Linked DNA regions of Homo sapiens: region 2 is linked to region 1. A link is an interaction called in ENCODE POLR2A ChIA-PET data of the cell type or tissue named here. Cell type or tissue: PC-9. All regions are shown on one strand. Links, peaks and the distances in the headings refer to the core of each region. The heading gives the core; the rest is flanking DNA.

Evidence for each region. ChIA-PET counts read pairs that join two places held together with the same protein. Peaks named below come from ENCODE experiments on the same cell type or tissue, not always from the same donor. Only the 100,000 strongest peaks of a DNase experiment are listed, where the experiment ranks them.
Region 2: POLR2A ChIA-PET joins it to region 1 with 7 read pairs; 3 of 35 experiments call an interaction of 5 or more read pairs at or near these places.

Annotation. Positions count from the first base shown.
Region 1 is chr11:67,310,496-67,315,865 of GRCh38, reverse strand. It overlaps SSH3 (slingshot protein phosphatase 3), which reads right to left. Exons shown (of 14, transcript NM_017857.4): 14 at 3,274-4,275. The coding sequence ends at 3,979. Among named protein-coding and RNA genes, the nearest start is that of SSH3, 9.7 kb to the right of the region's middle. In PC-9, for the core only: CTCF peaks have their summits at 3,876 and 4,077; a DNase peak (open chromatin) is centred at 2,995; H3K4me3 peaks cover 867 bases; H3K27ac peaks cover 3,204 bases.
Region 2 is chr11:66,939,901-66,945,270 of GRCh38, reverse strand. All of the region lies in intron 3 of PC (pyruvate carboxylase), which reads left to right. Among named protein-coding and RNA genes, the nearest start is that of MIR3163, 8.1 kb to the right of the region's middle. In PC-9, for the core only: no CTCF peak of the experiment used is centred there; no DNase peak of the experiment used is centred there.

The sequences.
Region 1 (5,370 bases), core at 71-5,070:
TTTGCTGGAGCAGCTCACAGAACTCAAAGAAACACTTACGTTTAGTGGCTTATTATAAAGGATACTACAAAGGATAAAGGTGAAAAGATGTGCACGGGGGAGGGTGCGGAGTGTGCACACCCTCCCTAGGTGCACCACCGGGGAGGAACCTGCACATGGTCAGCTACCCAGAGCTCCAAGAAGCCAGTCCTCTTGGGTTTTTAATGGAAGCTTCATGACATCAGCATTCCTTACACCAGGGTATAGAGTGAGGAGGAGGGTCTCTCTGGGGAGGGTCTTATAACCCACAATCTGAAAGTGAGGGTGAACAGTAGAGCCCTGCCTTGGGGCAAGGGAGAGGAGGGCAGAATGTCAAGAGGTTGTTTCCTGCGGCCTGCTCCTGAGGCCTGACACACTCAACATTAGAACAAAAGACTGAACAAGGGCTATGAGGGTTATGAGCCAGGAGCCTGGATGAAAACCAATGTATATATAACACCACGGTACCGATGTGGAACTCTGATATGAACCAATTTTCAAAGTGTAGAATAGTATGTTAACATGCTATTGTCTGTATTTTTAAAAAATACACATACCAATATATTTGATTACATAAGCATGGGGTACCTGGAGGGCATCAAAGGCAGCTGGTAACAAGTCATTGCCTGAGTAGATGTGAAGGACTAGAGGACAGAGTAGGAGTGAGATTTACTTTTCATTTTATATCCTTCTTATTATTTTTTGCCCCTTTAGCAATTTGGGTGAGCTTTGTGTATACATAGGGTTTTTTTTATTTTTATTTTTTTTTGGAGACGGAGTCTCACTCTGTCACCCAAGCTGGAGTGCAATGGCGCAATCTTGGCTCATTGCGACCTCAGCCTCCCAGGTTCGAGCAATTCTCCTGCCTCAGGCTCCCAAATAGCTGGGATTACAAGTGCACGCCACCACACCCAGCTAATTTTTGTATTTTTAGTAGAGACAGTGTTTTGCCACATTGGCCAGGCTGGTCTCGAACTCCTGACCTCAGGTGATCCAACCACCTTAGCCTCCCAAAGTATTGGAACTACAGGCGTGAGCCACTGCACCCAGCCAATAGGGTTCCTAATTGTTTGTAGTTTTGTTTTGTTTTGTAGAGATGGGGTTTCACCATGTTGCTCAGGCTGGTCTCGAACTCCTGGGCTCAAGCAATCCGCCTGCCTCAGCCTCCCAAAGTGCTGGGATTACAGGCATGAGCCACCACACCCGGCACCCTCTTGTCTGTATTTTTGATGCGGTTTCCCCTCCAGTCTTCATTTCCCTGTTTGCTGACTTCTTACTTCTTAGAATCCTCCTGGATTCTAGTGGATTCTAGTGAGCCCCACAGCTCTGAGTTCCTGATTGGACCTGCCTTCTGAGATGCACAGGCTGCAGGAGGGGCAGGGCCTGGCCTTGGCTTACCCCGACACTCTCACCACCACCCCACCCATCTGCAGCCCTAGGCCAGGAATACTGAAAGGGCAGCCTGGGTAGGACTCCTAGTTGGCCACAGAGTGGGGGGTAGCCCCCAGTGTTTGCTCAGCAGGATGGATCAAGAATCAGAACTAGCTTGCATGTACCCCACATCTTGTGACCCTTAGGCATACCACCCAGATAGGTGCCAAGGATTCCTCTTCTGGAAGGGAGGTAGAGGCTAATCTAGCAATGTCTAGATAGCATGTATTGTTAAAATGTATCAAAGTGTAGCCAGGCGTGGTGGCCCTGTAGTCCCAGCTACTCAGGAGGCTGAGGCAGGATGTCTTGAGCCTGGGAGGCAGAGGTTGCAGTGAGCTGAGATCACCCCACTGTACTCAATAATAAATAAATAATAAATAATATAAAATGCATCAAAGTGAAGAGGGGTACTTGGGGATTTCCAGGTCTAATCCCTTTATTTTACAGAAAGAAACAGAGACTCAAAGCAAAGTAATTCATAAGTGGTGAAGCTGGGGCTAAATCCAAGTCTCCTGCCACTGCGCACTTCAGGGTTAGAGCAGTGCTAGGAGTCCCACCAGGGCCTGGGTGAGAGATTCATTCTTAAAACTGGGCGTGAAGTCTCAGTCACTGAGAATGCTTGGTGCCAGCTCCCATCTCTAAGGACTGCTTTGAGGGAAGGAGTTGAATCCGGCCCCTTCCCCAAACCAGGGTAATGTATCATAGAGCAGAGAGCATACATAATCTTGGGAAGAGGGATAGAAGTGACAAAGATGGGCCAGGCGCAGTGGCTCACGCCTGTAATCCCAACACTTTGAGAGGTCGAGATATGCAGATCGCTTGAGCCCAGGAGTTCGAGACCAGCCTGGGCAACATGGTAAAACCCCGTCTCCACAAAAAATAAAAGATAAAAATTAGCTAGGCATGATGGCACATGTAGGTAGTCCCAACTACTCAGGGGCTGAGGCAGGAGGATCCCTTGAGCCCGGGAGGTTGAGGCTGTAGAAAGCCAAGATCATATCACTGCACTCTATTCTGGGTGACAGAGCAAGACCCTGTCTCAAAAAAAAAAAGGAAGTGACAAAGATACAACCACTTAGCTAGGTGTGCCTGTGGTCCCAGCTACTCAGGAGGCTGAAGTGAGAGGGTCTCTTCAGCCTGGGAATTCAAGGCTGCACTGAGGCATGATCGTGCCGCTGCACTCCAGCCTGGGCAACAGAACCAGACTCTGTCTCAAAAAAAGAAAAAAAAAGATGGAATGACTAACTCTTCTTGGACACTAAAGTTGAGCAGAAGGAACCCCTGGGCAGGAGGGGAAGTGTCACCAAGGGTCCTTCTTCCCAGGCCGCAATAGCCTGGCTTGGAAAGTCAGGCCCTTTGCTTTGTAGCAGGAGGAAGGTGATTCTTGGGACCCAAAACATGCCAGAGAACCTGGCGCCGAGTGTCCCAAGGAGGCTTCGCTTTTGGAACAGGCTTGGTCCTGTCCAGGTAGGCACTTCCTCATGAGTAACCCCTTCCAGCTCTCACAGTGGAGCCACATGCCTGCTGCCCGCTGACGACTTCTTCCCTTGCCCGACCTGTCTGAGCGGGTGGGTGTGAGCAGGTCATATTTACCAGGCCCTGCCCCAGGAGATGGGGAGATAGCACTGACTTCCTCTCTTCTCTTACCCAATCTTCCTCCCACGCCACGCCCAAACACGGCACTCCCCCAAATAGGTCTGTCACGAGCCACCTTGGAATTGTGAGGAGACTGCTGGGAGGAAGGGGCGGCCACCTTCCCCAGCCAGCAGAGAAGGGTCTGACTGCAACACAGATGGCTTCATCGTCACATTGAAAATAACCAAATATGAAAATGTGTTTTATTTCTCAGTACAAAGCCAGATACTGTAAGGCTATGAAAAACTGACTAGCCAGAGGCCAGAAAGGACAAAAAGAAGACTATCTCTGGCCTGGTGCCCTGTGATCTGGCGTGGTGTCACAGGAGGTCTGGGGACAGCAGCAAAGACCTGGACCGGTGGAGGTGGATGAGGGAAGCGATCTGCCAGCCCTTCCAGCCTCCCGCGGCTGGGGCCTGAGGATCCTGCCTGCCTTTGGGGGCCACTGGTTGCCTGGCCTGGCTGGTTCCAGGAATGAACTGGGAGAGGACAGGAGGTGCAGGGAGGGGGCGGGGGTGGGAGGCGTGACCCTTTTTGCACGGGAAGCTCTGTTTTCATTCCGTGCCACAGGTGAGTGTGCAGGGCTAGAGTTGAGAATGAAACTAGGGTGCTGTTGCCCCCAAAGGTACCTTCAGTCCCTCTACCACATCCCAGTTAGAAAGTCTTGAGCCCTTGGACAGGCAGACATGGGCCTGGGACTTAAGGCTGTAGGAGGTGAGGCTGTAGTGACAGGGGTGGGAGGTGAGGCCGTAGTGACAGGGGTGGGAGGTGAGGCTGTAGTGACGGGTATGGGGCGGAGCTGAGAGGAATGTGTGCGGCAACAGACGTGAGGGTGTTTCTCCAAGGAGTTGTGGATCCTCTTCAGTGTCAGGGGAGCGTGGGCATGTGTGAGGGCTCAGGCCTCGCCCTCCTCTCCACTGTCATGCACGCTGGCCTGTCTCACCACCTTCCGGAACCTGGGCGTAGAGGAAATGCAGGGCTCTCCCTGCCCCTGCCCCTGCCCCTGCTCCTGCTCCTGGAAGGCCTGGGTCCGGTTGGCCACCACGGCACTGCCCTGGAGGGTAACCACTGACTGGCGGGACTTCAGGGCAGGCTGAGGCCCCCTGTCCACCTGCTGGCCTCCCTTGGTCCTTGCAAGCTGTGGGAAGGGCTGCAGAGGCTCTTCATGTGAAGACTCGTGGGAAGAGAAGACCTGGACAGGTGTGAGGATACGGAAGCCATGGGAGGCCTTTCTGGGGCAGGGGTGCCCAAGCACAGAGCCGGGAAGATCTGGGGCAGGGGTGCCAAGCACAGAGCCAGGAGGAGGCGAGGGCCGGAATGTTTGTGGCACGCACGCCAAAAGCCAAGCTGTCCACAGCCACGCTTCCTCGGGAGGGAGGACAACACCCCAGCCCTGCTGCCCCGCTCCTTGAACCCTACCTGCTTGTAGCTTCCTTCTGGCCCCCAGAAGCCCTCCTCAGCTCCCTGGAGACCCAGGCCTCCCTGCCCTCCTCCCCTCCTATGCTTTCTCTGCCTTTGCGTAGGCAGCCGGCAGGTGAAACCCGTGCCGGCACCAGCCCCTGAGCTGGGCTGGGTGGATGCGTGCGTCCGGTGCTGGGTGAGGACCTCTTGCCTTTAGCAACGCCCACACCCGCCCATCAACCCACCACGCCTCCCTATCCTTCCCCACCCACACCTCCTCCAGGAAGCCTCTCCCAAATGTTCCTGCCCTCAGTGGATGCTCCTTCCTCCAAGTCAGCCATTTGGCCTTGAGTCCCAGACAGGGCCTGGCTCCCAGGCTTAGGCTTGTGCCCGCAGCACTGAGCATCAAGGGTGCTGACTTAGGCAGGACTTGGGCGGCGTGAGTGCGCAGACTCCTCCCCACCCCATCCTTTGAGGTGCTGCTCCTCAGACCAGGGAGGGGCTTCAGAGATTAATTTAGCCTCCCCACCATGGGGTTAGAGATCGCCCCCAGGGCCTGCAGGGGCCTGTGGAGCTCATGGCCTGGGGAGGCAGCCCTGCCCCTGAGACAGCTAGTCCTGTGGTCAGGCTGGAACCTGCCCGCGATCGAGGCTGGGGCTGGCTCACCCAGGAGCCTTGGAAACAGGCACTGCTTCCTGCCCTGCCCCCGTGACCCCTCTCCAGCCTGTGCCTACAGTGCCTCCGCCTGCCCTCACTGGATCTCAGCTGCTCTCAGGGGCCCAGGACGTGGCTGGTCCCCATCTTCAGGGGTATTCATGGGACAGGCTGGAGACGCCGGGTGCTAAGAGATACTGGGCTGACTGTGAAGGAGGCTGGGACCAGGCCC
Region 2 (5,370 bases), core at 121-5,120, 370 kb after region 1:
AGTAAAATCATGTCTGACCCACCAGGGCTAGAATTTGAGTCCCAGTCTTCTGAGTCCATGTCTGGCATTTCCTTCCATCTCTTAAACCTTTTCAAATAAAGAGAAAGAGGGTGGTACTTAAGAGTTCTTACTTTCTGATCACGCCTGGTTACCAATAAATTATAGCATCTGGAACCAGTGCCACCTTTTTCATGTTCTTCAGTTCACGCCCCTGGAAATGGTGAGAATTTTGGCCTCTCCCTAACCTCCCGGTGGAGAGCTACCAATCTTTGGAGAGCCCATTGCCATCAAATTCTTGTTAGAAATCTGCGTCTTGGATGATAACTAGATGCAGAATTGCATTCCTGTCCTGGTCACTGGGTATGGCCCCAGGAAGCTTGTAGGTGGTGAGTGGACCTGGTTGAGAATTATTAATGCAGTTTGACCTCTCCGTTGATGTCTGATGCACATGTGGCCCAATGTGAGTAAGAGCAGAGGTTTGTAGAGTGACAAGAAAAGGACATTTGGGGGAGAAATTGGCAGGAGGCTGACTTAGGTTTTTGCGCTGCAAGAGTTTTTCGTCCCCCATTTTAAAAAATTGTGGCAAAATACATTGTCTTCATCCCTTTGGGCTGCTATAACAAAATAACCTTATTCTAGGTAATTTATAAACAATAGAAATTTATTTATTTATTATTTTTATTTATTTATTTTTTGAGACAGTCTTGCTGTGTCACCCAGGATGGATGCAGTGGTGCAATCTCGGCTCACTGCAACCCCTGCCTCCCAGGTTCAAGCGATTCTCCTGCCTCAGACTCCTGAGTAGCTGGGATTATAGGTGTGTGCCACCATGCCCAACTAATTTTTGTACTCTTAGTAGAGATGGGGTTTCACCATGTTGGGCAGGCTGGTCTCGAACTCCTGACCTCAAGTGATCCGCCTGCCTTGGCCTCCCAAAGTGCTGGGATTACAGGTGTGAGCCATTGCGGCCGGCCTGAAGTTGTTTTTTCTGAGACGGAGTCTTGCTCTGTCACCCAGGCTGGAGTGCAGTGGTGCAATCTCGGCTCACTGCAAGCTTCTCCTCCTGAGTTCATGCCATTCTCTTGCCTCAGCCTCCCAAGTAGCTGGGACTACAGGCGCCCACCATCACACCCGGCTAATTTTTTGTATTTTTATTGGAGACGGAGTTTCACCGTGTTAGCCAGGATGGTCTCGATCTCCTGACCTTGTGTTCCGCCCGCCTCGGGCTCCCAAAGTGCTGGGATTACAGGCGTGAGCCACTGTGCCCGGCCTTTTGTTCTTTTCTTTTTTTTTTTTTTTTGAGACAGTTTCGCTATTATCACTCAGGCTGGAGGGCAGTGGCTCACTGCAACCTCTGTCTCCTGGGTTCAAGAGATTCTCTGCCTCAGCCTCTCTATTAGCTGGGAATACACGCGCCTGCCACGACGCCCGGCTAATTTTTGCATTTTTTAGTAGAAACGGGGTTTCACCATGTTGAGAAATTTCTTTTTTTTTTTTTTTTTTTTTTTTTTTTTTGAGCCGGAGTCTTGCTCTATAGCCCAGGCTGGAGAGCAGTGGCGCGATCTCTGCTCACCACAAGCTCCGCTGCTTCCCGGGTTCATGCCATTCTCCTGCCTCAGCCTCCCAAGTAGCTGGGGGACTACAGGCGCCTGCCACCACGCCCGGCAAATTTTTTTTTTTTGCATTTTTAGTAGAGACAGGGTTCCATCGTGTTAGCCAGGATGGTCTCAATCTCCTGACCTCATGATCCTCATGATCCGGGCCTCGGCCTCCCAAAGTGTTGGGATTACAGGCGTGAGCCACCGCACCCGGCCGAGAAGTTTATTTCTTAACGGTTTTGGAAGCTGAGAAGTCCAAGATCAAGGCAGCAGCAGATTCGGTATCTGGTGAGGGCTTGTTCCTCACAAATCATGCTGTCTTCAGGCTGCGTCCTCACAGGGTGGAAGGGACAAGGCAGCTCCTTTTGACCGTGACCCCTTTTTTTTTTTTCCTCCGACTCCTGGGCTCAACATCTTCCCACCTCAGCCTCCTGACTAGCTGGGATTATAGGCGCCAGCCACCATGGCCAGCTCGACCTCTTTTATTAGGATGCTAATCCTACTCATAGAACAGGACCCTCATGACAACCTCCTCAAGGCCCCACCTCTTAATACGATTGCATTGGGAGTTAGGTTGAACATGTGAATTTTGAGGGGATGTCCATATAACACATGTATTATGTACACCTGATATTAAACTTACTTTTTTTTTTTTTGAGATGGAGTTTCGCTCTCGTTGCCCAGGCTGGAGTGTGATGGCATGATCTTGGCTCACCGCAACCTCCGCCTCCCGGGTTCAAGCAATTCTCCTGCCTCAGCCTCCCGAGTAGCTGGGACTACAGACGCCCGCCACCAGACCCAGCTAATTTTGTATTTCTTTTTAGTAGAGACGGGTTTTCTCCATGTTGGTCAGGATGATCTCAAACTCCCGACTTCAGGTGATCCGCCCGCCTCGGCCTCCCAAAGTGCTGGGATTACAGGTGTGAGCCATCGCACCCAGCCGAAACTTTCTTAACCATTTTCCAGCGTACAGTTCAGTGGTATTAAGTATATTTATATTGAGCAACCATCACCACTATCTGCAGACTTTTTTTCATCTTGTAAAACTGAAGCTCTGTAACCCTTAAATCCTGACTCCTCATTCTCCACTCACCCAAGCCCCTGGCACCCACCATTCTACTTTCTGTCTCTGAATTGGACTGCTCTAGGCACCTCATATAAATGGAATCATACGGTATTTGTCTTTTTGTGACTGGCATATTTCACATAGCATAATGTCCTCAAGGTTCATCCATGTTGTAGCATGTGTCAGAATTTCTTTTTTTTTTTTTTTGAGATGGAGTCTCGCTCTGTCGCCCAGGCTGGAGTGCAGTGGTGCGATCTCGGCTCACTGCAAGCTCCACCTCCCGGGTTCACACCATTCTCCTGCCTCAGCCTCCCGAGGAGCTGGGACTACAGGCGCCTGCCACCATGCCCAGCTAATTTTTTTTGTATATTTAGTAGAGACGGGGTTTCACCGTGTTAGCCAGGATGGTCTCGATCTCCTGACTTCGTGATCCGTCCACCTCGGCCTCCCAAAGTGCTGGGATTACAGGCATGAGCCACCGCGCCCAGCATTTTTTTTTTTTTTGAGATGGAGTTTCACTCTTGTTGCCCAGGCTGGAGTGCAATGGTGCGATCTCGGCTCACTACAACCTCTGCCTCCCGAGTTCAAGCGACTCTCCTGCCTCAGCCTCCCGAGTAGTTGGGATTACAGGCATGTGCCACCACACCCGGCTAATTTTATATTTTTATTAGAGACGGGGTTTCCCCATGTTGGTCAGGCTGATCTCAAACTCCTGAGTTCAGGTGATCTGCCCGCCTCAGCCTCCCAAAGTGTTGTGATTACAGGCGTGAGCCACTGCGCCTGGCCGGAATTTCTTTTTAAGGCTGAATGATGGGGGCCAGGCATGATGGCTCACACCTGTAATCCCAGCACTTTGGGAGGCCGAGGCAGGCAGATCACGAGGTCAGGAGATCGATACCATCCTGGCTAACACGGTGAAACCCCGTCTCTACTAAAAAATACAAAAAATTAGCTGGGCATGGTGGCGGGCACCTGTAGTCTCAGCTACTCGGAAGGTTGAGGCAGCAGAATGGTGTGAACCCGGGAGGCGGAGCTTGCAGTGAGCCGAGATGGCGCCACTGCACTCCAGCCTGGGCGACAGAGCAAGACTCTGCCTCAAAAAAAAAGAAAAGGCTGAATGATATTCCGTTGTATGGATTTTACTTATCCATTCATATATCTGTGGACACTTGGCTTGGTTCCATGTTTGAGCTATTATGAATAATGCTTCCATGAATATGGGTGTACAAATATCTCTTTGAGACTTTGCTTTCAGTTCTTTTGGATATATACCTGATTGCTGGGTCAATGGCAATTCTATTTTTAATTTCTCAAGAGCCTGCTATGCTATTTTCCACATCAGCTACAGCATTTTACATTTCCATTAACAGTGCATGAGGGTTCCAGTTTTTCCACATCCTCACCAACACTTTGTTGTTTTGATAGTAGCCATCCCAATGGGTATGAGGTGATATCTCATTGTAGTTTGGATTTGCATTTCCTTAATGATTAGTGATGTTGAGCACCTTTTTTTTTTTTTTTTTTTTTTAGATGGAGTCTTGCTTGCTCTGTTGCCCAGGCTGGAGTGCAGTGGCACCATGTCAGCTCACTGCAACCTCTGCCTCCTGGGTTCAAGCTATCCTCTTGCCTCAGCCTCCCAAGTAGCTTGGATTGTAAACATGCACCACCATGCCTGGCTAATTTTTGTATTTTTAGTAGAGACGTGTTAGCCAGGCTGGTCTCGATCTCCTGACCTCAAGTGACCACCTGCCTCAGCCTCCCAAAGTACTGGGATTACAGGCGTGAGCCACTGTGCCTGGCCTTGAGCATCTTGTGATGTGCTTATTGGCCATTTGTATATCTTCTATCTTCTTTGGGGAAATGTCTGTTCAAGTCCTTTGCCTTTTTAAATTTTTATTATTTATTTATTTATTTATTTTGAGACAGGGTCTTGTTCTGTTGCCCAGGCTGGAGTACAGTGGCACAGTCTTGGCTCACTGCAGCCTCGACCTCCTGGGCTGCAGTGATCCTCCCACCTCAGCCTCCCTTGTAGCTGTATTTTTTTGTATTTTGTATTTTGTAGCTGTAGTTTTTGTATTTTTTGTGGAGACAGCGTTTCACCATGATGCCCAGGCTGGTCTTGAACTCCTGAGCTCAAGTGATCTGCCTGCTTCAGCCTCCCAAAGTGCTGGGATTACAGACATGAGCCACTGCACCTGGCAAACTCCCAAAATTCAACACACACACACAAAAAACCACCTGATTCAAAATGGGCAGAGGGGCCGGGTGTGGTCCCAACTACCAGGGAGACTGAAGTGGGAGGATCACTTGAGCATGAGAAGTCGAGGCTGCAGTGAGTCGAGATTGTACGACTGCATTCCAGCCTGGACAACAGAGTGAGACCCTGTCTCAAAAAAAAAAAAAAAAAGTTTTGGGAACTTTCTATGTATTCTCGATATTAATCCCTTATCAGATACATGATTTGTAAATATTTTCTTCCATACTGTGGATTGCCTTTTTACCCCATGATAATGTCTTTTGATGCACAAAATTTTTACATTTTCTTGAAGTCCAACTTGTCTATCTTTGCTTTTTGTTGCCTGTGCCTGCCTTTGGTGTTGTATCCAAGAAATCATTGTTAAATCTAATATAAAGCTTTTCCCCTATGTTTTTTCCAAGAGTTTTGTCATTTTAGGTCTTATGTTTAGGTCATGGATATGGTGTCAG